7 separate regions of the Homo sapiens genome follow, and regions 1, 2, 3, 4, 5 and 7 are each linked to region 6. The links are chromatin loops, found by intact Hi-C in ENCODE. Cell type or tissue: IMR-90. All regions are shown on one strand. Region 1 has its middle 110 kb from the start of LINC02283. Region 2 overlaps KIT (KIT proto-oncogene, receptor tyrosine kinase). Region 3 has its middle 10 kb from the start of LINC02283. Region 4 holds the start of KIT (KIT proto-oncogene, receptor tyrosine kinase). Region 5 has its middle 52 kb from the start of LINC02283. Region 6 has its middle 120 kb from the start of LINC02358. Region 7 has its middle 68 kb from the start of LINC02260.

The links. A loop is a pair of places that touch in the nucleus more often than their neighbours do. Peaks named below come from ENCODE experiments on the same cell type or tissue, not always from the same donor. Only the 100,000 strongest peaks of a DNase experiment are listed, where the experiment ranks them.
Region 1: a loop joins it to region 6, with 6 times the contacts of the local background. A loop is called at or near these places in 9 of 110 quality-filtered maps.
Region 2: it touches region 6 in a loop (16-fold over the local background); 23 of 110 quality-filtered maps call a loop at or near these places.
Region 3: it touches region 6 in a loop (16-fold over the local background); 72 of 110 quality-filtered maps call a loop at or near these places.
Region 4: a loop joins it to region 6, with 10 times the contacts of the local background. A loop is called at or near these places in 11 of 110 quality-filtered maps.
Region 5: a loop joins it to region 6, with 18 times the contacts of the local background. A loop is called at or near these places in 9 of 110 quality-filtered maps.
Region 7: a loop joins it to region 6, with 9 times the contacts of the local background. A loop is called at or near these places in 2 of 110 quality-filtered maps.

What each region holds. Positions count from the first base shown.
Region 1 is chr4:54,438,945-54,442,944 of GRCh38, reverse strand. No RefSeq gene overlaps it. Among named protein-coding and RNA genes, the nearest start is that of LINC02283, 110 kb to the right of the region's middle. In IMR-90, a CTCF peak has its summit at 1,912 (motif pointing right); no DNase peak of the experiment used is centred here; H3K27me3 peaks cover 587 bases.
Region 2 is chr4:54,682,295-54,686,294 of GRCh38, reverse strand. The region is part of intron 1 of KIT (KIT proto-oncogene, receptor tyrosine kinase); the gene reads right to left. Among named protein-coding and RNA genes, the nearest start is that of KIT, 26 kb to the right of the region's middle. In IMR-90, a CTCF peak has its summit at 2,489 (motif pointing left); no DNase peak of the experiment used is centred here.
Region 3 is chr4:54,320,887-54,324,886 of GRCh38, reverse strand. No RefSeq gene overlaps it. Among named protein-coding and RNA genes, the nearest start is that of LINC02283, 10 kb to the left of the region's middle. RefSeq lists an enhancer at 1-145. In IMR-90, a CTCF peak has its summit at 1,873 (motif pointing left); a DNase peak (open chromatin) is centred at 1,876.
Region 4 is chr4:54,656,600-54,660,599 of GRCh38, reverse strand. KIT (KIT proto-oncogene, receptor tyrosine kinase) reads right to left here and starts at 2,643. Exons shown (of 21, transcript NM_000222.3): 1 at 2,519-2,643. The coding sequence starts at 2,585. RefSeq lists a silencer at 3,064-3,358. In IMR-90, a CTCF peak has its summit at 1,771; no DNase peak of the experiment used is centred here; H3K4me3 peaks cover 2,280 bases; H3K27ac peaks cover 936 bases; H3K27me3 peaks cover 1,486 bases.
Region 5 is chr4:54,382,563-54,386,562 of GRCh38, reverse strand. No RefSeq gene overlaps it. Among named protein-coding and RNA genes, the nearest start is that of LINC02283, 52 kb to the right of the region's middle. In IMR-90, a CTCF peak has its summit at 1,796 (motif pointing left); no DNase peak of the experiment used is centred here.
Region 6 is chr4:54,959,143-54,963,142 of GRCh38, reverse strand. No RefSeq gene overlaps it. Among named protein-coding and RNA genes, the nearest start is that of LINC02358, 120 kb to the right of the region's middle. In IMR-90, a CTCF peak has its summit at 1,577 (motif pointing right); a DNase peak (open chromatin) is centred at 3,352; H3K27ac peaks cover 1,486 bases; H3K27me3 peaks cover 46 bases.
Region 7 is chr4:54,536,808-54,540,807 of GRCh38, reverse strand. No RefSeq gene overlaps it. Among named protein-coding and RNA genes, the nearest start is that of LINC02260, 68 kb to the left of the region's middle. RefSeq lists an enhancer at 967-1,468. In IMR-90, no CTCF peak of the experiment used is centred here; no DNase peak of the experiment used is centred here; H3K4me3 peaks cover 375 bases.

The sequences.
Region 1 (4,000 bases), 520 kb after region 6:
ACTGTCATTATTAATTCTGTTTTATAGGCAAGGAAACTGAGGCTTAGAGAGGCTAAGTAGCTTGCCCAAAGTCACACGGGAAGTAAACCAGAGAGGTCCAATTTGTGTCCAGCCTTTCCTCCCTGAGGAGTCCATGCCCTTATGTACTTTGCTATATGGCAGTTTTGAGCTTGTCTGCAATTACCATGTGTAGACAAGGTACTAGACACTACTAGACACTGCTGGACACAGAGCCACATCTGAAGATACAGTGCAGCCCAAATAGACATGGCCCCTGAATACATGGTTCTTACAGTCGGAGCAAAAGCAGACATTAAACAAATACTTTGAAATTCTTAAATGATCTCAAGTGTGCAAGGAGTTCTGAAGAAGGAAGGGACATTAGGTTTTTTTCCTCAATAAAACAAGAAAACTAAATTAATACAATCTCCCTTCCAACTCTATCATTCTCTTCTTTTCAAAAATTTGCAACCCCAAATACAATGTAAGCCAACAATACAAATCATTAGACCTACAAAACTTCTGTTCAGCTCACAGAGCTTGTGCTGACCTATGAAAGCCCCATGTTCTTCAATTTCAACAGCTCTCTTTTTAATTTTAGGCCTTCTAGGAGGGGCCTACTAGGTTTGCCTAACTCATTACATTGATAGAGTGCCTTAAAGTTGACCAACATTTTCCCATGTCTTAGAGTCTTCCCGACCATCTTGTGAGGTGGGCGCTTGTCCCTCCATTTGTGAGTCATAGTCGTATTCACTGAGCACTCTGTTATGTGCCAGACCCTGAGCTACACACTTCACATACTTTATCAGTCAGTCTTCATAACAATCTTCCTGTATGAAGGAAGTAAATATCATGATAGATGAAGAAGTCAAGGCTTAGAGAAATAATTTGTCTAAAGTCTAACAGCTGGGAGGTGGAGAAACAGGGATTGTCTGCTCCATAGCCTGAACTCATGGCACCCTATTGGGAGATTTGGCTTCCCAAGGACATGCAGCCAGTGAAGGGCAATGTTAGTATTTGAACTTCAGTCCTTTGTTCTTTCCTCCATAACCCAGATACCTCTATATACCTATGTCTGCTTTTGTGGTTTGAGCACATAGGCTAGTGGAAAGATATTTTGAAATATCTTAAGTGTAGATAAATTGAGGAATATGTTCTACTTCATTTGGCTATTGTCAAGTTTTTTTGTGTGTGTGGGAACAAAGAAGGTTTGCATTTATAAGGCAGAATTATTAGCAAAGGCATTTCCCATGTATGACTGGAGCTAAGCCCTGAACTTGCCTTACTCGTTTTTGACATGTTTATTAACAGTCGAGAAATGCAGAAGCGTGGAAGGCAGACACACTGCACTTAAGCTCTGATGTAGTTGGCTAAAAGAAACTGACCTCCAAGCCAATACAATCCTCAAATGTAGATGTTGCCCAAGAAAGTAGACTTCGAAATCTTCAATGTCCTTAGATGTTCCATTGGATTTTTCTGTGACTCGGTCTTGCTCCTCTAAAACTCATATCAAGAAAGATCCTTTGGGGTCTTTTGATAAAATAAAATTGATAAGTGAATAATATTGTTTACATCAAACATAGTTTAGTACATGAGTGCTCTGTAATGCTATTCAAGGAACATGACTGTCCACGTTTTAAAATTAATATTTTAAAATAAAACCAATGGGGAAATCTGGCTAATTTTAAGCAATGTTGTATTTTTATAAGTTATCAAGAAAAAATGTGCTTGGTATAGAAAGTTGTTTAGTTTTAGAAATAAAAATATAGGCAAATAAACCCCAGAAAGAAACAAAAACATAAGGGTTTGGGCACAAATAGAAGAATCTTAAAAATCAGATTAAAGATAAGAAAAAATTATAGACCCGGTTTCTGACCAGCAATTTACTTCCCTGACACTAGATGGGGCTCACCGGTTGAGGTTATTTCCTTTCCCGATTTGCAGACAACGTAGAGAATTCAACTGGGATTTGGGTTTAGCATTTTAAAAGATAAGTTATTGGAAGTTATTCAATGGGAATCCTAATAAGATTGACTTTTTTGTTGACAACAATAGTCTTATTGAGCAAAGCTAGCTTTATCCCAATTTAACATGAAATAGGTCACTATTAGAAAAGACAGCTTTATTGTGTTTGTATTTGGGATTAACGGATAAAATAAATAGTTCTTTTCTTCCCACAGGGGTTGATGGGCCAGCTTTATTCTAAATGACTGAAGACTTCTGTTCTTTTCAACAAACACAGTCCTCCAATTAGGAGCTGCAAATAAGATTATATGCCCTGAATAAGTCTGAAAAGGTCCTTTTATAATTAGAAAGTTTGTGTGTGGGAAGTGGAAGCAGCATGAAGTGCTCACTGTGGCTTTATTAAAAGAGTGACATGAAGATTTTCCCAAATCCTCATCTGAGTGCTCGAAAATGATAAAATAAAAATTATGAAAAACTGTATGCATATTCCATTTCTTCTTTTTCTTTCTGAAAGCTTTCACATTTATGCTATAGAAACAAGTCAATGGTTTTTTAAAATTTTATCAGGCATATTCGAAACAGACTGTCATTTGATAGTGTGCAGATTGTTAAAATACAAGTGAAAATGATTTCAATGAAGGGATGAAGTTTAATACAGTGCATACTTTATATTTTCATTTTAACACTTTTATGATCGTCACTCCATCACTACAGTGACATAATATTTTGTTAAATATGGTTGGACTTAACTTATATTAAGCTTCCTGGTCTGTGGACACACAGGACTGATTGTGCTCAGCTACTCTTCTAGACCAATCAGACTTTAGTATGTAAATGGACATTTCCTGGATGAACCAATGACCGTCCCCCACGCCCCCCCGCCCTCCCCCCCCCCCCCCCACACACATTGCACTCGGGACCCAGTTGCATACAGCCCTTACAGCTTCACAGAAGGAAGATGCCTGCTGGACACAGCTTCCTATGAGCTAAGACGGGAAGTCAAGGCTGGCAGGAAAGAGGAAGAGCTGAGAGGCTAGATAATAATAGGAAAATAACAGTTCCAGGCACTGTGGACAGAACCACAGCCAATCTGCGGCTCAGCCACTTCCACAAATATATTTTGAGTGCTTACAATGTGCCAGACACTGTCCGGGGGCTGGAGATACAGCAGTGGACAGAGACAGATATCCCTGTCCTCAGAGAGCTGACATTCTAGACTTTCTGAACTAATGTGACTCCAGTGGATTGTTATTTTTTGTAGTTTAAGTTATGAAAAAATTATTATTCGGAGATAAAATTATTTAACAATATTGAATGTGCTCTTTCCAGCTGCATTCTCACTACCCCACTCCTATCCCATCCAGAAATTTAGACACACTCCTCCCTGTAGGGATCACCATGCCACACAGACTATAAATGTGTTCAGCTGCTGGGCTGTTCTACTGAGAGGACTTTTATGTCTAGATGGAACCATAGGCTTTACATCATAGCAAGGTGTAATTTTGACAAATGGTTCTAAGTCCTGGTTGCACAATAGAGTCATCTGGGGAAGCTTTATAAAAACACCTAATGCCTATGATCCCTTGAATATCACACCGACAGCACAGGAAACAGAAGCAAAAGTAGACAAATGGGGCTGCATTGAACTAAAAAGTTTCTGCACAGCAAAGGAAACAATCAGCAGAGTGAAAAGGCAACCTGTGGAATAGGAGAGAATATTTGCAAACCATATATCTGATAAAGGGTTAGTATGGAAAATATGTAAGAAACTCATACAATTTAATAGCAAAAAAATCAATAGCCTAATTTAAAAATGGGAAAATGACTTGAATAGACATTTCTCCAAAGAAAATATACAAATGGTCAACAGGTGTATGAAAAGATGCTCAACATCAGTAATCATCAAAGAAATGTAAATCAAAACCACAATAAAATACCATCTGACACCGGTGTGGACAGCCACTATTAAAAGAAAAAAAAGGAAAAGAAGAAACAGAAGGAAAGAAAAGAATAAATGTTGGTTAGGAAATGGAGA
Region 2 (4,000 bases), 280 kb after region 6:
CCATTTAAAAATGATTAGCCATTTAAAATTCACAAAATAACAGACTTCATTACAGCATATTTAGTTTTTTTTTTTAAGTAGCTCCTTAAGTATATTTCAAGGTTGGTCTAAAGATGATGAACTAATTGACACAGGGGAATCACAGAACAGAGAAATAAAGCTAAAGCTAGAGTGTCAGTAATTAATGGCAAACAAGGCTGGATCAGTAACAAAGCAAGCACTTGTGTAACGTGTCCTTATTGATGAAATGGGAATTGAGCTCCTATCATTTGGCCTGGGAATACAAAGAAGGGGCTCACAGCCCAGTGGGGAAGACAGACTCACATAATTACCATACAATGAAGCAAGTACAGGCTAAAACAGGGCAGAGTATTATGTAGAACTGAGCTGGGAAACTAAGGCAGTGGGCAAGTGGAGAAGGCTCAGAAAAAGATTCCTAGGGCTCAAAACAAGTGATGTGTGCAGCCAGGCTGAGGGGTAGAAGAGGAGAAAGGTCTATCACTTGGGTCAGGGGAGAAGGGAGAGACATTCAAGACCAAATATCACAGAACTAGTGGAGTCAGTGCCTAGGAGTCACAAAATCATTCAGAATTGCTGCCGGTGTGAGGCTAGAGAGGGACAGAGGGCAGAACCCCCGGAGGCCTCCTCCGTCATGGTAAGGGGGTGAGCTGCAGATGTATGTTTTAGGAGGACTCCTCTGGGAGCAGTGAAGGACAGTGCAAGGGGAACAGAATTGGAGAAAGGTCAGCCAGGAGACAACCAGTCAGCGACCCAGAAAAGAGCTGATGAGGGCATCAACCAGAGGTGGTGGGATGAAGGGGAGGGGTGGCTTTATGCCAGGTGAGCCTGGGACCTTGGGTGGGCTGGCCCTGGACAGTGAAGAAGCAAGGAGAAAAATATCCCTGGTTTTGTCTTACATGATGGGGAGATGGGGTGCCAATAGATTGGAGGGGTAAAACAGATTTTGAGGCATTTGGCCCAGCAGGCAGCAGCAAAAAGGTTCTGGAAACTGGAGGCAGGAGGTGGGGTATATCCACAGATATACTCTGGAGTCTTACTGGCACACAGAGGGTGGTAGTGGTGTCCATGAAATCCCCCAGGGAGGGAGTGGAGACTACAAAGAACAGAGGGGCCAGGGAGAAATGACAAGGCCCAGGGTGGCTGAAGTAGGATAGAGATGACAATGACTCCACTGCTAAAGGAGAACCAGGAAATTCCAGATCAGACAGTGCACAGGGCCTTCTATAGAAGGTTGGTGCAAAAGTAATTGTGGTTTTTGCCATTACTTTGAATGGCAAAATAGATGGACACTAGAACCTCAGGACAAGGTAGTAGGTTGGGGAGCAGAGAAGGATGGGGAACCCACCCTCAAGTCTCCAGGGCACAGGACTGGCCACTGACAGCAGTGAGGAGAAACAATCATAGAACTCATACACTCATTAGCAATCCCAGCTGCATGTCGGAACCACCAGAGCTTTGCCCACAGTAGTCAAACCAGGATCTCTAGATGCAGGGCCTGGCAACTGGTACAGCAGAAGCAGGCCCGGCCATTGGTATGGCAGAAGTGGGACATGGAAGAAGGGAGCTTTGTCGTGCTGCCGGGGGAGCAGCAACTGTGGGGACTGGCTGGTGTCAGGGAGGAGTTTGGGGGAGGAGGTGGAGGGAGGACCCTCGGAGTCAGTGAGTGTGGGGGACAGTGCCTGATGGCAGCATGAAGACACAGGGTGCTTCCAGAAGGCTCAGAATGAAGAGTTGGGGAGATGAACATCCACAGAGGAAGATGGCAATAAAGAAAGAAGGAACTGAGGGGAGGGATAGCCAGAGGGATGACTAGAAGGGCTCCTAAGTTGACCTGCCCAGGAGCTGATGCATGTGTCCATAAGGTGCAGAAGCCCATTTTGGGCTCAAGCCCCCCTTTTTTTGGACCTACTCTTTTCAGGAGACTCTCAGTGGTACAAAGGAGCCCATGGTACATGTGGGTCCCACATTTCCAAGGACATGTGAGACGAAGTGTTTCCCAGGTTCGCCAAGGCTAGAGAGGGATGTCACACTGCACACAAAGGCACATCCTTTGCAGCGGAGGCAGTCAGGCTGCACCACCCCACCCCACCCCACCCCACCCACACACCTCTGTGTGGGCGTTCAACCTGGGTGGATTCACCTGTGGTTTGGGCCCTTCCTGCCTCTGCTACTGAGTAGTTTCCTCCTCAGGGCCAAGTCAGCCCTTCAGTTTTCTGCCTTAAACCACACGGACATAGTGCCAAGGTATCATTTGTGCCGATCCCACCTTTCCTGTAGCATTTTCATGTTCTGCTTTTCTGTCTTTTATTTTTGTGATCTCTGGGCAAATCAGACAGACTTCATTCTCTGCAATGAAGCATTTCCCCACTCAGATTCCTCAACATTGCCCAGCTGGGAGATTCATTTTAGTGCAACCCTCACCTTGACTCATTCCTTCCACCAGTTCCCAATTCACAAGCGTGCCACCTGGTGGCAAAAGAAGATGCCCTTGGGCTGCTTCTGCTTTTTGAACAGCACTCCCAAGATAGAGAACATGTTAAATGTTCTGTGTGCTTCTAAGGAAACTTACTAAGAGGACCCAGCAGCAACGACTCAAGCTTCCAGTGAGTGTGTTTTAGAGACAGGACATCTGTCAAAGCTTTTCTCAGGCTGGAGAAGACAAGCAAAATTATTAAATGTTTGGTGTCTGTTAAATATTTAATATTTGTATATATTAGATGAAATGTATAAATGCATACTTTTGCAGGTAGTTACACTTGGGTTTTGGGGGTTTTGTCTTCCCCACCCCCCCACCTTTTGGTGGAGAACGAGGTCTCACTATGTTGCCCAGGCAGATCTCGAACTCCTGGGCTCACGCTATTCTCCTGCCTCTGCCTTCCTAAGTGCTGGAATTACAGGTGTGAGCCACCGCGCCCGGCCATAACTGCATACTTTTGCTCTTAAGCAATTAGTGAAGGATGTGAAGGGGAAAATATATACTGGTAGAGACATAGCAGTTCTGGATTCTAAATCATTAGGCAAGTTACTTAGGTTCTCTAGGCCTTGTTTTTCTCATTTGACAAAGTAAAGAGTCTAAAGCCACTAACAATTCTAAGATCTGTAATTAAATGCTTAGAAGAAATAAATGCTGAGGTGATGGGATAACCCCAATTATCCTGATTTAATCATCCTACATTGTATGTTTGGAATTAAACACATAGGCCCCATCGGAAGGTTAAGACAGGCCGGGCACAGTAGCTCACACCTGTAATCCCAGCACTGTGGGAAGCTGAGGCGGGAGGATCACTTGAGACCAGGAGTTTGAGACCAGCATGGTCAATATGGTGAAACCCCGTCTCTACTAAAAATACAAAATTTAGCCAGGTGTGGTGTAGCATGCCTGTAATCCCAGCTACTCAGGAGGCTGAGGCACAAGAATCGTTTGAACCAGGGAGGCAGAGGTTGCAGTGAGCCGAGATTGCGTCACTGCACTCCAGCTCGGGTGACGGGGCGAGACTCTGTCTTCTAAAAAAAAAAAAAAAAACGGTCAAGACAAAGAAATATCGGCCGGGCGCAGTGGCTCACATCTGTAATCCCAGCACTTTGGGAGGCCGAGGCAGATGGATCACTTGAGGTTAGGAGTTCAAGACCAGTCTTGGCCAATATGCTGAAACCCTGTCTCTACTAAAAATACCAAAAAAATTAGCCGGATATGGTGACATGTGCCTGTAATCTCAGCTTAGGAGGCTGAGGGAGGAGGATCACTTGAACCTGGGAGGTGGAGGTTACAGTGAGCCAAGACTGTGCCACTTCACTCTAGCCTGGGAAATAGAGCAAGACTCCACCTCAAAAAAAAAAGAAAAAAAAGACAAAGAAATCTCTTACATTAATAAAAATTCAGTGCTTGGGCCAGGCACGGTGGCCCATGCCTTTAATCCCAGAAATTTGGGAGGTCAAGGCGGGAGGATTGCTTACCCAGGAGCTCAAGACCAGCTTGTGC
Region 3 (4,000 bases), 640 kb after region 6:
CTGACCTTCCCTCCACTATTGTCCTATGACCCTGCCAAATCCCCCTCTGTGAGAAACACCCAAGAATGATCAATAAAAAATAAATAATAAAAAAAAAGAGGCTGTGTTTCTATCTGGTGGACCAACTAGAGAAAGGTTCACTTTCAAGTATGTTCCAGCTGTTAGCAGAATTCCGGAATTCCTTTCCTGGCAGTTGTGGGACTGATGTCTTGCTAGCTTTTGTACAAGGATGGCTCTCGAATGCTAGAGGATGCCCTCAGCTCCTTGCCATGTGGCCTCTCCTTCTGGCTGTTTCACACTTCCAATCTCTCTGACTTATCTGTCCCTGACCTCTGAACACGTATTTAAAGGGCTCATGTGAGTGGGTCTGTACCACCTGGGTAATCTCCCTCTTTTAAGATCAACTGATTTGGGATTTTAATCACATCTGCAAAAGCCCTTCACCACACACAGCACCTAGGTGAGTGTTTGAATACTGGGAGAAGGTGTGTGCACCAAGGGCCTGGAATCCTGGTGGTCATCTTCAAGTTCTGCCCAGGACAAGCCGTCACTGGTACCCAGTTGATGTGTGAGGAAGGCTGGAGACATGTTGCTAGTGCTCGTGTTCCGAGTCATTCTGGGGAGGCCGCAAGCCTTTGGGAAAAGCCCTTGTCTGCCACAGCAGCTTGTAATGGGACAAGAGCAGTGATAGGCATTGTTGTGGAGATGGATGATCAAATGAGTCAAAGGCAGCACTTCCAGCTGCTCAAGTCCTCCCCATGGCGAGCAGATGACTGGGAAGTGCACAGGCAGAGGGAGTGGCCCTGGTGGGCATGAGGGCTGCTGGCCTGGCCAGAGAGCAGAGTTAAGGGGATGGAGTCAGTGGAGACTGAGATAAAGAGCAAAAGCCGCAGACTCTAGCAGTGGGCCCCAGCATGGGAGCCCACCAAGTCTGCAAAGCCAGTCCTGCCACCCTCAAGAGAGGCAGAAAGGGTTCAGAGTTTTGCACAGAGACCCAAAGGTCTGGGCTCTTCTTTCCTGCTGAGAGTCTGGGAGCCACGGCCTTCCACAATTATACCCAGAGCCTTTTTGGAGAATAAATAAAGATGGGGAGGGGATCAGAGAGCCTGAGGAGACTTGAGTTGAGTTTTGGTTTTCCTCGGACTGATGGAGGTTCCAGGGCCCAGGACTCCGGGGTATCAAAACTGGAAAAGTCCTGACAAACAGGAAGGTTGGCACCCTAGCTTTAAAAGGCTATTTCGATTATTAAGTTGACCTAAGATTTAAACTAAATTATGCCAGGCTGAATCTCTCTCACACACACACACGCACCCCCACCTCAGGAAGGTCATGACCATCTACAGTAATGATCAGCTGCGCTGCATTTTTTTTGCTTGCCTGAGTTGTAGGTCTTGTACATTTGCAATACCTCATCACCAGTTTCATATTCTCTTGCTTCATCCTCACAGCAGCACTGTAATAAAGACAGAAAGGGGAATGACAGACGAGGCCAAAAGATGGCCTGAAAAGCCCACGACCAGTGACTGCATTGCAGGGCCCATGTTGGAACCAGATTGTTCAATTCCCAGTTTTCAGCATATGATGAATCTTCAGATCTAAGAATTTTGCCACCTACGCTTATCTTTTCCAGGGCTCTGCTTAATTTCATTAATAAATTAAATCCTGAATATTCATCACATGTCGATTACTATTCATCGAGTGTTCATTGGCTTCATGGCCATATTCAAGACATCAGGTGGGCATGGTCTCAGCTGAACCACAGCCTTCGGCAGTGGGCCCTCCTCACCTGCCTTCCTGGCCCAGATAACAATAGGAAAGTCAGAGCAAAGAGCAGGTCGGCCAGAGCACTATCTTTGTGTGATGCTTCCCCCTTGTGGCCAACTTGCCACTTTGGACAGGAGGTAAAGAATTCTCCAAAAGGTCTTCCTGTTCAGGGATTACCACTTAGGCAGGTAAGATGCCTGGGCTGAGGCCTGAGCCTGGGTGGGCTCTCCCATGCCCCAGGCTCAGAGATTTCACGTGAAGAATCCGGCTTCTTCATCCACTCTCTACTCCTTCGTGGACAAGGCAGGTGGAGGACAGATTGGCCCACAAGAAATCTGGGTGTTTGAAGATTAGGGACCCCAGAATAGTCTCTGACCTCCAAATTCCAGCCAGGAAACTCATCATTGTTTACCACCTGATGCTCTAAGACACATCAGTGCTTGACTGTCAACATATGTTCAGTGCATCTTGAGGGTGTTAATAGGCTGAAAGCAATGGCCAATTGTCCAGGATGACTGGGGAAGAGAAGAGTTGGTGGTTAACCATCCCATAATCTTCATCAAAGCTGCCCTCAGGCCTTCCTTGGTGTTTCTATTCTTTCCTTATGTATGTATAAATACAATTTATAAATTTCATATATATATTTCAGTATATATATATGTATATATATACATATATATATATACTGGAACATATAAATATGTACTTCAGTATATATATACTGGAACACATAAATATATATATAATATATATACTGAATAGAAATATATTTTTACATTCTAAAACTATATTGACCCAATTTGGCAGCCTAAGCGATGATGAAGCGGAGCAGATTTAGCTTGGCACATGGAGTCCTGTTCTACACAGGCTCCAAGACGAGCAGAGCCAGCCTATGATGGAGAGAGTGTCTGAGAGTAGAAAAATAATCAGAAAAATGGTGGCGGGCAAGGTAGAAGAATTAGTGGCAGAACGTTCCTGGATTATTTTTCTGAAGTCAGAAGCTCCAAGGAGGCAGCACTAATGGCAATTAATTGGTTAAAAGAATATTTCAACTAAACTTGTCTCACACTGGGTTTATGTAACTTGGTCTAGTGTAAGGTTCAGGGTGAAAATGGAGATAAGAATTAGAGTCAAGATGGCAGAAAATCTTCCCATTCTTGTTCTTGATAGAAAATCCATCTTCCGTTCTCCTCGCACCTCCTATGTCTTGTTTACATCGTTCATAATGCCTTCTCTTTCTGCTTGCAGGCCTGATTTTAACTCTAACAAATAAACTATTTGGGCAATTATTTCACTAAGTCTTTTTCCACTACCAAACCAGAAATGGGGACAGAAATGACAACAAATGTCTTTGAGTGAATGAGTGAATGAATGAAGGGCTGGATCACTGAATGAATAGGTGTTCAGTGCTGTGTTGGGTACAAGGGGTCCAGAGAGGAACAGAGAGAGGAGGCCTGGCCTCAAGGATCTGACAGTGGAGCAAGTAATTAGAAGGCTGAGGAATGCTTCAAAGCACAAGGGCAGTGAGCTATGAGAGTCTCCAGCAACCTGGCATGGTTTGGGGGTATATGAATTTAATGCCTCAAAAAATGCTTTGTTTAATGCACTAAACAAAGAGGTGGGAATCTGAGGAAAATGAGTGCCAGGCAGACAGAACTGTGTATGCCAAGGCCCGAGGCAGGGAAGGGATTAGCTCATTAGCAAGAGGGAAAGAAAATCACTGTGGCTGGGCCAGAGCGAAGGGGAGAAGGGCATGGAGTGAGGGGGCAGGGGCCAGATCACACAGGGCCTTCAGTCCTTACTGGGCTGGGCTTTTCTCTAAGGGTAGTAAGAAGCCATTGATGAGTAGTAAGCCATGCAGTGACATAATCAGGTTTGTTTTTTTTTTTAAAAAAATGAATTTCTCTGGCTGCTGTGTGGAGAATGGATTGGCCAGAGGGAAGAATAAAGAAGGCAAGGCCCGTCAAGAGGCTGCAGCGGCAGTCCAGGTGAGAGGTGATGCAGGCTTGATCTTGGTGGCAGTCCTGGAAATGAGGAGGATGGGGAGGATCCGGGAGTAATTCAGGAAGAACTTGTAAAGTGTATGAGTCAGAAGAAGGAGTCAGGGATAACACCCAGGTGTGCGGTTTGGGCAGCTGATGCACAGGTACTAAGAGGAGCAGTTCCTGGCTCATTTGGGAGCATCTTGAATTTAGTGTCCTGTGAGGAGCCATATGGTCAGTAATTGCTATGCAAG
Region 4 (4,000 bases), 300 kb after region 6:
ACTATGTACACCACACATGTCATACGAAACTTAAGGCCCATTAGAAAGCATGCTATAAATGCATAGCATTACATGATTTACAGAGTCATGAGAAAAAAAATGGGAATGAGTGGGGGAAAAAACAGAATAGGGATAAATGAATTATCTGGGGTCTCTTATTTCCAGCAGGATAATAATTTAGAGTGCCTTGTGTCCAGCTGCTGAGAATGACTCCAGCCTCACACCTGCAGGAACGAAACGGGGAAGGTATGATTCACTATTCCTAGCAGGTTCATCCTGTTAGGCACAGGAGCTGTAATACTTGGGGGGCGGGGGCCCTCAAAGGGCAATGCAGAGGAATATATGGGAATTGAAGGGCAGTAAGCATAAGCCACAGCTCCTTGCTTCAGTCAGGGGCAGACCGGTCAGATGCACCCATACTCTATGACTTCCCTGTGAGCAGGAGAGGCAGAGGAATTTCAAAGAGGCAGACAGGGGCCAGGGGAATAGTTAAAAAGAGTGCTGAGTCTACACTCAGAACATTGGAGGAGAATTCTGGACCCAAAGGATCCTTCATGATGCAGATGCCTCCTTGTACTCTGGAGGACACTGCGTTTCCCAGAATTTAAGCAACCTGCCCTAAGCAACCTGGCCAAGGGCACGCAGCCAAGAAATGGCAGAGAAACCGAGAACCCAGGGGACAGAGCAAGGCTTTGTCGTTACACCACACTGCCCCCCCAGGAGACAGACCTTAAAATTCCCTTTGCCAAAAATCTATTGGGGAGAAGAAAACCATTGATTCTTTTAATTTTTTAAAAGGGAGATATTCGATGTGGTCTTTCTAGTCTCCTACTAGGTTCTAGTTCACATAGCTTAACTGATATTAAAAAGGTCAAGGCACAAAAACATAAAGACCAGATGTGTTGTTTTAAGCTAGGTGATCAAATCCTCCAGAGAATCCGAACACTCCCTCGTGACCCCTGCTGACCCCTCCTGCTGCACAGGGGTCCAGATGCAAGGCCTCTCTGCCCCCCACAGGAAAGCCCTCACAATAGTTACAAGTCCAGGACGCTGCAGACTGCGCCTGGAGACTTTATAGAGAAACTGACCGGTAGTCGACAGTCTCAAAACCGTTCATTGCGCCGCTTCCTTTCAAGCGCTTGATTCCAGCTAAGACTCACTTTCTATCCTTACATCATCAGGGTAACCTTAAAGGTTTGTTTTAAAAAATGACCTGGGAGATAGCAGGGCTTCAGGGGTGAGCTGGGCGACCTGCACTCGCCCGCACCAGCGACACCTGGAAAAAAGGGAACGGGAGGCAGGAATCTGACCAAGGGGCTCCAGCAACCTGCAAATCCTTCACCTAAGACCCAGTTCCCGCGCGGATATACCTGGATTTCTGTTATAGCTTTAAGAACTGAGTAGGATTTGCAGAAAGTTCCACGCCATCTCCCACCCCACCCCCAGGCAGCCCTGAAGTATAGAAGTCCCGGGGGCGGGGAGGCGGGCGGTCACGAATCTCAAAAATTTCCGAAGAAAACAGGACCTGCGAATACAGGTCGCAGACACCGGGAACTAGGGGCTTTCAGAACCCGCCAGGCAGGCCGGGCACTCTGGCCGGCGTGCTAGGCGGTTGGAGTCAGGGAACGCAGAGTCCCAGCACGCTGTCCCTTGCCTTCCCGGAGCAGGCGGCAAACACAGCCTCCAGCCGCCCCGGGGCGCGCGGCAGGAATGAAACGGCGCCGCGGCAGAAAGGGGCGAGCACGGGATGTACGAAAGCAAAAAGTCTGCAACCTAGCGGCTGCTTTCCACACGCCCTGCCCAAGTTGTCCCTGTCGCCACCACCTCCAGGCTCGCGGGAGTCCGGCCCCACAACAGCCCCACGCCGCGCACTCCCAGCGCAAAAGCCTAACCCGGAGGCGGGGAAACGCCGCAGCCTTCGATTGGTCTCCACGGGTGGCGCCGCGAGCAGAGGCGGCAGCGGGTCGGTCCCCAGCTCTGGGCACAAAGAGCGCCTGCGGTTGGAAGGCAGTAGCCGCAGAGCAGAGAAAGGGCTCTCTAACTTTGCCCTCAGCGCGGCGGAGAACCTGCAGGCAGGTCCTCCCGGGCGCCGGTCACACACACGCAACTTTTAACAAAAGGAAGCTGCGGCCGCGCCTCGCACGGCAAGAGAAGGCGCTCGGTGCAAACCCCTGAGCCCCCCGCCTCCGCCCCCCGCGCAACGTCGGCACAAAAGCCACCCCAAACTCGCACGGAGCCTGCAGCCTCGCTCACGCCTAACCCCCTCTTGCTGTCCCCATTCCCGAAGAACCCCGGATTCGCGTCCCCCACCACCAGCAGCTGGGGTCTCCTCGCGCAGGTGAGCGAGGCAGGGCGCCGGAGAGTCCGAGGGCCACCTGGAGTCTCCCCGGAGGCTGGAACGCACGGGCACTGAGGGCCCGCAGTCCTCTCTCCGGATGCACCCTGGCGGGTACCACCCTCCCAGGCACAGGCTTCGCCGAGTAGTCGCACGGTCGGGGTGCCAGCCGCGGTGTCCCACCTGTCTGGACGCGAAGCAGTAGGAGCAGAACGCAGAGAAAATCCCAGGCGCCGCGAGCGCCTCTCATCGCGGTAGCTGCGATGGGATCCGAGCTCTGGTCCACGTTCCAGCTCTCGCCCAAGTGCAGCGAGCGCGGCAAAGCCGAGCCCCCAGAGCCGCGAGCGGCGAGCAGCAGCCCCTCCTCCCAGCGCCCTCCCTCTGCGCGCCGGCCACGCCCCTCCTCGCCTCCCCTCCCTCGCGCCCGCCCGGGTCTCGCTTCTTCCCGGCGGCGTCTGGCCCCTGCTCTTTCGACGTGTTAATGCCGGGGGGCCGTGCCCGCCGGGAGGAGGAGGGCGCGCGCGCCCTCTCTCCCCGCTCTTGACTCCGGAGCCCCTTTCTCTCTCCACCTTTCCACCCCTGGGATGTGGACGGCCAGGCTGAGGCCGTTCCCGGACCAAGGAGGTGCTGCCCGCTCGCTTTGTGAAGCTGGGCACCACGCACACGTTAGGGCACGGGCCCGCCACCTGCCAGGTGCTCCCCAGACAATAAAGGTCGACTGCCCGCCCCTCGAGCACGTTCGGGCGGGAGGAGGCTGGACGCCGCTGCTCGTGGAGGTGGCATGGGGATGGGGAGGGGAGCGTTAGGAAATTGAGCCCCGACATTCCCCTCCAGGCCTGTTAGGAGCTCCTGGCACCGCGGTAAAGGCTGAGCCCGGTTTCGCTAATTGTTTCTGCTCAATTTCTCCACCTGCTTCGTAACCTGTAGGAACACAGTGGGTTCCTATTGGTCGGCGTGGCCTCCGCCCAAGAAGCCCCTGCCGGGACTTGTGTGGAGACAGGGGCGATGGAGGGCGCGTGGCGAAGTTTGCTCTGGGAGCCCAGGTTTTCATACACGTTTTCCCCCCTCCCCCCAACGCTGCCAACCCCAGTAATGATTTCTCTGCCTCTGTAACAGACGACAGTTTTAGGGCTAGGGCTCTTAACTGCCCTTGCCGGTCCCAGGAGCAAAATAAAAGTACAATGATTCTCTTAAGCCCGATTTCACTGCCCAGAAAGTGCCTTACCCACAGTCTCATGGTGGATCCTTGAACGGAAAGCAACAACAGTATCTGTATAGGGGTTAATAGTTCTTCCCCACAGCGACTCGTCTTTTCATGCTCACGATAACAGCTTTGTGAGGAGGGTAGAGCAGGTATGTTTATTATTGTAGTGAGGGAAGACCCAGGGCTTGAACACTTATTGGAAGACCTACTCCAAGAAAGATGAGCTTTCCCTATGCATTCTGATAAACTAATAAGACATCCCTCCTGAGAGCTTAAGAATGGAAAAATAAATGGCAGATGCCCATCAGAAAAAGGGATAGAACAGATACACCTAGACTCTTCTCTGAAGTATCATCCAAAATTTACAGTTGCCCAGCTGCCCCACTTCATTTAATATTGAAAGCTCTCCTGTTGTTTAATAGTGTGAGGACCCAGGTTGATGTAAGAAAAATGATTTTTAA
Region 5 (4,000 bases), 580 kb after region 6:
TCAGCAGATCTGCATGGGATAGGCCCAGGCAGATTACAGGACTTCTGGTCATTTCTGATAGTTTCTTAATCTTACAGAAAATCACAACAGCCTTTGTCTTTGTCATTCACCATACTTTCTATTCCCTGCTTTGGTGCCTGATTCTCTGCCTCCCTTTAATCTTTTGAAAGATTTATGGCACCAGCACTTTTGCATGTGATGTGCTCATCTGATGTCAGTTACCATAGACGGAGGCTGGCAGAGAGATAGTCGGTTACAGTTGAGGACGTGTGACTCTATGTGAGGGAAACATTTCTCTGAGGAAATAACTTGGCATTTCAGCTTCATACGAGGGCCCATTGGGGAGAAGAGAGGATGAGATGCCAATTCGCTAATGGGAATCTACAACCTTGAGCCCCCCTCTCCACAGAGAGCTCAAACACTCGTTGGCGGGGATCGTTTGCATTTACTTACATCTCAGAGGCTCTGGTGGAAATACAATCTCTAAATATTGAAGGCAGAGCTGGAGACACAAAAATCGCTTTGCTTTTATTTGCCCCAAACCACATACACTCAAACAGATGAAATATGTATGAAGTGAGAACCATCTGTGGCACGTACAGAGTGTGTCCCATGGATGCATCCGGGGGCCTCATTGTGAGATTCGGTTACCTGTCTGACAGAGACAGAGAGCCAGTGGCAACTGCATCTTTGATTTGGGCTTTTTTTTTTTTGTCTTTCATGCAATTTCTCTCCATGTAGTCTTGACAATGCCCTTTAAAAATGTATTTTAATCTTGGATCTCTCTGTCTACAGGATGATCCTCTGAGAGAGTCTCTTTTGGACAGAGGACTTGCAAAGTAAGACTAACACAGCTGGGGAGCACTGGGGATAGGTAAAAGTGGTGATGCAGGTTGTTTGCAGCAGGTGGCTACAGAATGGCTCAAGGCAGGGGTATCTGTCTGGTTTGCACGGGCACCTGATAGCCTAGCAGTGGGGCTGGGGTTTTTCACTCCAGTTGGGTTCCTTATGGTGGGGAGCCTCCTACTACTGTTTCTGCCAGTCTGGCATCAGAAGGTGAAGGGAGGAGCTGGCTATGGGATCACACCTGGTGTATTGGAGGTTTGGGGGTGTGTATGGCACAGAGATAGGGAGGTAACATTACACATCCAATGTATGTGATGAGTCTTCAGGGTACTGCCATCCTTCAGAACAGCCTCCTGGCCTCCTGCCATCCTCTTTGCCTAACACACAAAAGCCCATCTTCTGTGTTGCTCTTTGCTGGAGATGTGTGGAGCTCATAAACTTCTCATGATCCCCAAACATTCTCAGGGCATCTTCAGATTCCATTCTTCAGCATCCTCCACCGGCTCCAGGGAGACAGGGATCCCAGCTCCTCCTCCAGGCTATGCTCTACACAATCTCCCTTCACCTTGCCTCAGGCCCACCTCAGAGTTTGTACAGTTTCCTACCCAGCAAACCCTAAATTGGTACATGCCACTCGGAGAGGAGCTCCACGGTTTCAGGAAAATGAGCAGCGGGGATTCTGGGTGTGTGGGAGAATGACAGAATTAAAAAGGAAAGAGAAGATGGCCTGCCCCTCTACAGCTCTGCCTGAGGACAGGGTAGTGGGGAGGGTTGGAAAACTCACCCAGGTGCATCCCCATGCCTGGCAGTGACCCCAGACCTCTAAGGCCAGACATCTCCCTGCGAAGTTACATGATAGATAAAGAGAACTACGTTGGAAGGAAATGGAGGAAGCATGTCTAAGATCTGAAGACCCACTTACCACTCTGATTCTGCCACCTGCTGGCAAATCTACGATGCCATTGCCCACACAGCCGAGTCTGGACTTCCAAGCGCAGTATACAGGCCCTGCATGATCCCACCCCTGTTTATCTCTCCATCCTTACCTCCTTTGTGCTCCACTTCCCTCTACTCCAGCCATCCTCTCGCCCCTCCTCACTACCCCACCCTGCTCCCATGCCCCACACATACACAAACAATATCAGACAGTTTAGAATCTTTCAAACATCTCACACTGCTTCTGGCCCCAGGACCTTTCTACATACTGCTTCATCTGACCTCTGCGCTCCTCTATTCATACACTCCACAAAGCACCACGGAGGTACCAGGCACAGAGAAAAAGAAGACCTGGTTCCTGCTCTCATAAACTCACAAGAGAACTTTCTCTCTCCTCACCCACTCGGTGAACTCCTATCCATACCTCAGAACGCAGCTTTAACATCCCTTCCCCTGAGACTCTTTGCTTCTGCCTGGGGAAGAGCCTCCTCCCATCTCTGAAGCCCCTGTAATGTTGCTCTTCTCATAGAACAAAGAAGTTCTCTGACTCTCAGAAGCCTGTAGACCCTTCAGCAGACAGCACAGTGCAAAAATCCTGTTTCGGTCTCTGTGGATAAAACTTGGCTCAGATTTTATTTGGGGCCGGTGTTTATGTCTCTCCAAGCATTACATGCACATAAATGTACATTTAGACATGCTCCCATACTTCAAATGCTTCTTGTGAGGATCTGTTGATTTTTTTGGTAGGCGTTAGATGGTAGCATTTTTTTTCATCACAAAAAGAACATGAAATGTAATAAAATTGAACAAGATGCAGCGTACATTTCTCCTTTTCTGTGGCATCTTTTCAGAAAAACTGTGGCCATGGAATTTAACCACCCATCTTAGTCTGTTGGGCTGCTTTTTAAAAATGCCTTAGACTGTGTAGCTTAAACAACAGACATTTATTTCTCACAGTTCTGGAGGCTGGGAAGTTCAAGATCAAGGTGCTAGCTAATTGGGTTTCTACTGAGGGCCTGCTTTTGGGTTCATGGATGGTGCCTCCTCATGCAACCTCACATGGTGGGGAGAAAGAGAAAGAGCTCTCTGGTGTCTCTTATAAGGACACTAAACCTATCACATCACGGCTCCACCTTTATGAGTTTATTTATCTTTAATTACTTACTTACTCCAAATATAGCCATACTGGGAGTTAAGGCATCCGTACATGAATTTGGGGAAGACATAATTTGGTCTATAGCACACCAGTGTTTTTTATTCTTTTGAAGCCCCTGCCTCACAGTAACCTGATCCCATACTGTTCAATTCCCAAATAAAAAGGGCATGCATGCCTGGTGCCTCTGACACTCAGTTATATTTTTAGGGAGTTCTTAAAAAAATTACTTCCAGAAAACTTGAAAAATATAAAATGTACCAAAAAAGAAAATCAAAAGTCACCAACAAATCCCTTAACAACATTTTGATATGCATCCTTCCAGCTAATCTACATGACTAACTAGTTGTCTATCAATATTTTTAATAAATATTGTATCATCCTTTACAATCTTGTGGCTACAGATGGCTTATATACTAATTAGAATTCAGCTCTGGTTCTCTGTGGATGCATTGTGAACCAAATAACATACCCAAGGATCTGATAAACCAAAAACTGTCTTTAACATTAACTTCTCAAAGAATTATACAGATTTGCTTTTTTCTTTCTTCTTTTTTTTTTTTTTTTTTTTTTTTTTTTTTTTTGAGACAGAGTCTCACTCTGTTGCCCAGGCTGGAGTGCAGTGGTGTGATCTCTGCTCACTGCAGCCTCGACATCCTGGGCTCAAGCAATCCTCCCACCTCAGCTTCCTGAGTACCTGGAACAACAGGCGCATGCCACCACTTCCAGCTAATTGTATTATTTGCAGAGACGGGGTTTCATCATCTTGCCCAGGCTGGTCTGAAACTCCTCGGCTCAAGTGATCTGCTTGCTTCAGCCTCTCAACGTGTTGGGATTACAAGCATGAGCCACAGTGCCTGGCTGAGACTCACTTTTTATCATGACATCTGTCACCAGGGACTTGATGTGGATGAACAATCGCACCCCTGCCCTCCCACACACACACATAAAACATGCTCCCCAGTCACTGCTTTGGAATAAAGACCAAATATTTACCACGGTCTGGAAAGCTCTGCATGGGCACATGCTGGCCCTATCTACCTTCCAGCCCATCACACACCAGTC
Region 6 (4,000 bases):
TGGTCCTGGCCCTGGTCTCTGGCAGTGCCACCTCTGCCCTCTATCTTTCCAGCTGCCGAGGCTGTGGCCACTCCCAGCTGTTGCTGACTTCTTGTGGCTTCAGTGTCCCCTACAATACTTTTCATTTTTTTTCCTGCACCATATGGAACTACCTGGAATGGATTCTGTTCCCCTGACCTGCCTAGTTGGTATATAGACCCATCACTTCTCCTTTCCCATACACTCCTCCCACCTTCTTCCTTTCTGAGGCTAGCATAAGGAGAGCTGAAGGACTAAGTCTCATTAAACTGCTCAAGGGATTTGTTATCGCAGGCAGGAACAGGAAACACTCCATCAAGTAAGGGTTCCAGGGCTCAGTGACCTGCATGTGGCAGAAAGCTCTATTTTCTTCCTTGGTCTTATGCCCTTGCCAATAACCCTTCATGTGACCTAGTGACAAGCATTATTCTGTATTAGGTTAAACCAAGGAATGGCTATCTTCAAGTATTTTTGATCTATAAAAATGGCAGTTTCATACGACTTGACCTAATAAAAAAAAGAAGTAGATAGGAAAAAGATAACAAATACATTGTTAACAATAATTGATAGCCAATAATAAAGCTAACATTGTGCGTTCACCATGCACAAGGCATCATGAGGTGCTTCAAACAGTGTCAATGATTGCAGACCCAGCCAGACACCTGCCCAAGTGCTTCATGTCTATCAAATCACTTAATCTTCAAAACAACCCTGCCGGGACAGTACGATTATATTCCATTTTATGAATACAGTACAGAAATGTTAAATAACTTGCTTAATGTCACACAGTAAGGGGCAGGCTTGGGATTTGAAGCCAGGCAGCTGGTCTCAACCACTACACTCTATGTTGTCTTGAACTAGACGGGGTTATTTCTATTTTACAGATGAGGAAGCTGAGAAACAGAGAGGTTAAATAATCTGCCCTATGTCACACAGCTAGAAATGAGCTAAGATGGCATTAGAACCCAGTGACACCCAACTCCCAAGCCTAATTGCCTCCCCCCTTCCATGCCTCTCTTGCACCAGTTTGTCCTTTGAGGTCTCTAACACTCCATTTCACTGGATTCTCTTATCTTTGCCTACAAAAGGTAATAACGTGTGGATTTCAACACAAACCCCTTGCACACCAATCTTTTGGTGAATTTATTGAGTTTCCCTTCTATGATACCCTGGGGCCTTACCTGTGTATGAAACTAATTCAGAAGGAAATTACTGTGGCTTGTATTAAGACCTCTGCCAGGTAAGGGATCAAAGTATCTCTTTCAAATGATATTCTAGGCAGAGTCAGACCTATCCTATTCCCTTTATTTCCTTCTTATAAAATTGGGCATTTAATGACCTTGTTTACACAGTGTATAAGTGTTTGTATGTCATATATGCACAGTGCCAAGAAGCACAGACATTATTTCTCTGGGCAACACACTCCATGTCAGTTTAGTGGTGATGTAGGGTAGGACCCCTGAGGTATCTCTGTCCAAAGATCTAGTGATCTAGGTCAGATGTTAACACGATCAGTGTGGAACTGCAAGGGTGCTGTAGCATTTAAATTGGCCATAAGAGGGCTCCATTTCTTTTCCCTAAATGTCCATAGTGATAATAGCTTTTGGGGCCACAGATGTGAAATGCTATTCTGGACACAGTAATTAAACCACATTTAGTGTAATTTACCAAAAATAAGTGAAATGGTTTGTTTGGTGGAACAATAAAGTCTATCATTTCTTTAACCTCCAAATACAAAGAGGGAAACCTTTTAATAAAATGAATTTGTTTCTCAACAGGCATTCACAGGGATTTCTCTCTTTTCTGTTTGGATGATGGCATTTGAAAAACAGTAATTCCATATTACATTTTCTTAATATTCCTCTCCTTTTTTTTGCAGTTGAGCATCGTAATAAATATTTCTGAAAAAGTGATAGTAATTGAGATGTCAAATGATCTTGAGCTTCCTTTTTAAGGCTGTATTAATCAGTGTGTAGTCAGGAAACCAAAAACCACATCTGATATTTTAACGGAGGGAATTTAATATGGAGAATTGATCACATAGGTATGGGAGGGATGAAGGAACAAAAGTAACCACTAAAGGAACCAGTAATTGCTGGAAGTAGCAACTACCCATAGGGCTGAGGAAACAAAGCTCAGGGGAAGGGGCATTGCCTGTGATTCTGTCAATGCTGAAATAGATGGACACTATCAATGCCAGGGTGAGGGGTCCCTGCTTGGGCAATAGTTGGGAGGAACAGCAGCTTCCTACCCCAGGCCTTCTGATATCCCACTAGTGTTCCCTACTATAGAACATAACAGAGAGCCAACTCCCCAAAAGAGAGATCTATAGATAGCCCCAGCATCACTGAACAGAATACAGAAAGGTAGCTTTGGAGCTGTGAGGTAATAGCTTAATAATTCACACAGTCTACCCCTTTGGCTATTCACATACCGTGTTTGAAGTTCTATACAAAAATAATAACTTTTTGCTTTGGCTATAGATGCTGTCATTTTCCATTAGCTTTTATATTGGAGATGGGTATACTAAGAAATACTCTGGGGAAACTCTTGTGTTCTAAATAGAGTTTTATAAAATAAATCTGATTTCTCTTAGTAACCAGGATCAACCAGTACAGTAATCCCCTACCTGCTAGGTCAGTGGGGATAGGAGCCCCAGGTGATTCACTGACACTCTCAACTTCTGAATCAGTGGAACAATTTGTGTGTCACCTGGTACAAACATTTCTCTATTATGAATATAGACCTCTGCGCCAGGTGTGGTGGTTGACTCTTGTAATCCCAATGCCTTGGGAGGCTGAGGGAGGAGGATCACTTGAGCCCAGGAGTACAAGACAAGCCTGAACAACATAGGGACACCCTGCCTCTACAAAAAAATAAAAAATTATCTGGGCATGGTGGCGCAAACCTGTGGTCCCAGCTACTCTTGAGGCTGAGGTGGGAGGATTGCTTGAGCTTGGGAGGTTGAGACTTCAGTGAGCAGTGATCTTGCCACTGCACTCCAGCTTCCAACCAGAAGAGCCCAGAGTTTCAGGAACAGAAAGCAAGCATTCTGGGAGTGGCTATTAAGGATACTAGTGAGATAAGCCACTCCCACTTTCATCCTTGCTTTCTGGACCCATATGTTCTGGCTAAGGAAGAAATTGGACCATGTATTCGTCACTGATTCAAAGCACATGAGGCATCTCGAAAGACAGAACCTTGACCTTCAGAGTATTCTCCCAAATTGTGCTGTAATTGAGGCTTCCATAGGCCATTCCACTTTTTATAAGGCCAGCTGCTTCAGGGTGATGGGCATGTGATGAAATCAGTGAATTCCATGGACATGAGCCCCTTGTCACAATTTTTGTGTGTGTGTATGTGGAATGAATTCTTTGGTCAGAAGCAATACTTTGTGGAATTCTATGCATGCGAATAAGGCATTATGCAAATTTAAAAATGAAAGCTTTGTTAAGCATGGGTTTTTGTGATGGCCAATACATATCTCAGCAGAGAATAATGTATTTGATAACAATGTGCTAAAAATAAAGCTACATCTGCCCTCTGTCCTGCCCATCCTCCCTTACAGACTTTCTTTGTTTCAAGGTAGGGCTTCTGTTTATTTGAGGACAGATATTTATGGGCCAAGGGCCTTATGGAAGGCAAGTCAGCTTTTCATAATGCCTACATTTCAACATAAGCCTGTTAAGAAGAAAAGGTAAAATAAGAATGAGGATGAGGTCATATATGCATTTTGAGGCAAATGTTTTTCTGAAGTTGAGTTGGCCTCAACATCAGTATTTATTTTCCTGAGCATCATGATTTCATGAAAAATGATTATCTCACACCACGTACATTCAATTATAATTTATATTTATGCTTACTTTAGGGGAGAAGTATGTAAGTGCATTGCTTTCATTCCAAAGGACCAAGAGCCTAAGCAGTTTCCCCTCTATTTGCTGGACATTGTGGTAGCAGTACTGTTCAAGTTTAATGTCAGAGT
Region 7 (4,000 bases), 420 kb after region 6:
GCACCATCTGAGGGGGCAAACTAGTGCTGAAAGCTAGGCCACGCTCTACTCACCAAGCCAGGAGCCCTATGACTATTTGTGTCCTCCCACTTGGCTGTCCTTTCCCCATTTGCTGCCTGGTCCCAAAACGGACACTTTTGCTAATTTTCACAAGGTGCTATATGGATTGGGGATGGGGTAGGGGCTAAATGGAAAACATTTTGTCTAGGAAATGTGTATTTTTTTTTTTTTTTTTTTGAGACGGAGTCTCGCTCTGTCGCCCAGGCTGGAGTGCAGTGGCGGGATCTCGGCTCACTGCAAGCTCCGCCTCCCGGGTTCACGCCATTCTCCTGCCTCAGCCTCCCAAGTAGCTGGGACTACAGGCGCCCGCCACTACGCCCGGCTAATTTTTTGTATTTTTAGTAGAGACGGGGTTTCACCGTTTTAGCCGGGATGGTCTCGATCTCCTGACCTCGTGATCCGCCCGCCTCGGCCTCCCAAAGTGCTGGGATTACAGGCGTGAGCCACCGCGCCCGGCCGGAAATGTGTATTTTTATTTATTCATTTAGTCACCAGTATTACCTCAATTTGTTTCCACCTTAAGAAATTAGCCATAACTCTGTCAGGGTTTGTGGCAGTGGACTCTGAAGATGCGGGTGGGATCCTTTCCCTCCTCAAGGGAGTAGGAGCTACCTACGGCAAATAAACTCCCCGCATGTGAAGACACTGGAACATTTAGGCCAGAAAAAGAGATGAAATTCCTGATCCCCCTGGGTGCATATCTGAACCCCCATCCTGCAGCTGTGCACCTCAAAAAGCGCAGGAACGCAGCTCCAGCCTTCAGCCTTCAGCGTCCAGCGTTTGGGGAGAAGAGCTCTTAGCTGTCAGCCGCTCAGCCACGCCCCCAAGTCCCCGCGTTCAGCCTGTCACCTTCTATTACCCAGCTCTGGTTGGGGAAGAGCATCTGGCCAGAGTGTCTGCAGGCCCAGGGGGTGAATTTAGGTTGGATTTCAAAGCTGAGCTAAGCAATCTCTCAGCTGAGCTCAGTGCAGCGACCCTGTGCAATGAGCATGCAGCTGAGCCTGGGGACGTGGGCGTGGCGGAGGCGGCGTTTCCATGCCAGGGCTCAGCGCTGCGCCCTTGATGACCGCTCAGTGGCCGCCCTGCCGGCCAGGGACTTGCAGCCAGGAATCCTCTGGATGGCTCAGCGTGGAGCCCTTCCTTTAGCTGGAAGATGCTGCCCGAAGCACCAGGGAAGCAGCTAAGCACAAGCGGCTGATCCACTATTAGCTATTCCGCGAACCGTCATCATCTCCCTGTCTAGAGACGACACAAAGACTCCAGTGGCTTTCTCTTCTTAGCAAGCTGGGGCCCAGCCGAGGTCCCTCCAAGAAGACATAATCACAGAAGAGACTGCTTCAAAGCTATGCTCTCTCTCCTGTGAAGTGGTGAAGAACCCAGGACCAGGACTCTGATGGACTTGTGTTGCAGTGCTGGCTTTACCACATGCTAGCTGGTCACTAAGGATCCCTGGTCTCACTTCTTCCTTCTGTAAATGGGGCATGGCTATAATAGCTATTTTGAGGGCTCTTTAAAAATCAAGTGAGAAAAAGTGTTCAAAGCATTTAGCACAACAAGGTGTTAGTGGTCAGGTGGTGATGATGATATATAATTTTGACTCTTAAGTCAGTGACACATATCTGTATTCTCCTTCTCTAAGGCCTCAGCTAATCAAAGTGTAGTCCCTGGACCTGCAGCATAGGAATCATCCATTATCTGGGAGCTTGTTAGAAATGTAGAATCTTGGCCAGGCGTGGTGGCTTATGCCTGTAATCTCAGCACTATGGGAGGCAGGAGGATCACTTGAGGCCAGGAGTTCGAGACCAGTCTGGCCAACATGGTGAAACCCTGTCTCTATTAAAAATACAAAAATTAGCCAGGGGTGTTGGCCAGTGCCTTTAATCCCAGCTACTGAGGAGGCTGAGGCACAAGAATCACTTGAACCTGGGGGGTGGAGGTTGCAGTGAGCTGAGATCCCGTCACTGCACTCCAGCCTGGGTGACAGAGTGAGAAAATATCTCAAAATAAAAACAAACAAACAAAAAAACTAAACTTTGCTTTGCTGCAGACCTTCTAAATCAGAATATGCATTTTTAAAAGACACACAGATGGTTTGTATTCACATTTAAGTTTCAGAAGCCCTGGCCTAGAACATTCCAAGGACTTCAACCCATTTTAACCAATAATTAGCTGGTGTCTTAGGAGTCAATAGGAGCCAACTCTCCTTTAATAGCTGTAATATTTTCTCCAGGGCTACCCTCCAGTGGCACAGCATCTGTCTAGAGCTTTATCTCCTTCTTCCCATGGATGCCCTTAGAAGAAAGTGCTGAGGAGCAGAGAAATGACCAGATGGGGCAGATGGAAGGAAGGGGAAGAGGAGGAGCTGGAAGCCTGGATGATCACAGGCTGGCTTATCAGCCTCTTGCAACCTCCAGGTCTTCCCTCCTTCCATGCCTGTGAGAATAATGTGAGAAATCAAAAGGGTGAGGCCTAGAGAGTCTGAGGTCCAGACTCACCTGGATTTGTTTCTGCAATGCATGGAGACTCTGCTTTAGGGATCCTATTCCCTGATCCACTCTCACAGGCTCCTCAGGCTTCTGTGAGCCTGGTCCAAGGATAGCGCCATTCATTTGTTCATCAAACAAATACTTGCTGAATGTATGCTATGTGCTAGGTAAGGCCCAGTTTTCTACTCCCCAGGTTGGGCTCTTGCTATGCCATTAGTTAAACTATCACTCTCTGGGTGAAGTTGGGGATGTGATGGTAGTGGGATCCTTGGTGAAGAACAGTCCAGATCCCCGCTTCAAGCTGGGACTCTCATTGCCCCAGTTGCTGTCTGTGTTGGTGGCTGAAGTGCATCCAGCTTAGTCCTCTCTGGGAGGTCCTTGGTCACTGTCACACCCACACCCTGGGGCAGCCCCAGCTAAGTAAGAGCTGCTGGATGGGGATGGGGCAGTTGCCTCAAGGCAGAGCAATTCTGAAGGTCAGAGTGGTCAATCCGATCCACCGAGGCCTCCATTGTGACTATGTGACGGTTCAGTCTCTCTCGGTGTCCAGGCTGGCTTCTGTCACCACTCATGGGTATTGCTCCTAACTGCCCAGCAGACATGTGCCAACAATTCAGAGTCAGATTCTGTTTCCAGGGTATAGACTGAAGATAATGATATATTCTAAGTCCTTTCTGTGACTAAGTGCCTCTGGCTATGACAACAAAATACAGGCAACTATTTTGCTAAAATTTATATATTTGCATTTTTGGAAAAAAAAATCTCAAAGCCTATTAAAGAGCTGCTAGAGGAGATAGGTTTCCAGATGTGTTTACTTACTTTTTACAAATGTAAAAGCAATTTAAATTATGTGAATACAATTTCATTTTAAAAGAGGTAAACAATGCAGAAGAATACACAGGGAAACTTGAAAGTCCCCTTCATCTGAGTCTTCCTCCAATCAACTCCTTGCTCCCAGATAACCACTGTTGGACTGTATCATTCTACATAAACCTTTTGCTATTCATTTGCACACATACAAATATATATAAACATATTTTTAATATAAGGGAGATCAAGTTGCTTAAGATATTTGCTTATTGAAGTCTTAGATCTTTTTTAAAAAATCACTAAATATAGATCTGCCTAATGCTTTTAAATAGCTGTATAGTATTCCATAGCATGGATATATGATTTAGCCTTTTCCTGGGTGTGAGACTTCTGGTGCTCACCTATATCTAGTTCTTCTTTCCCTTGGACACATGAGAGAATTCTACTGTTTGTTTTATTGAAGCTATTTGGAGCCACATGACTAGCTCTAGCCGGTGGGTTGAGAGAAGAAGTGACTTGTATCACTTTTGCGTTCCAGTATTTCATTGCAGGTATAAGACCTTCTAGCCCTCTGTTCCCTGCCACAGTAAAGAAGGCCTCCTATTGAGATGATAAAGCCACAGGATCAAGAGAACCTGGATTGC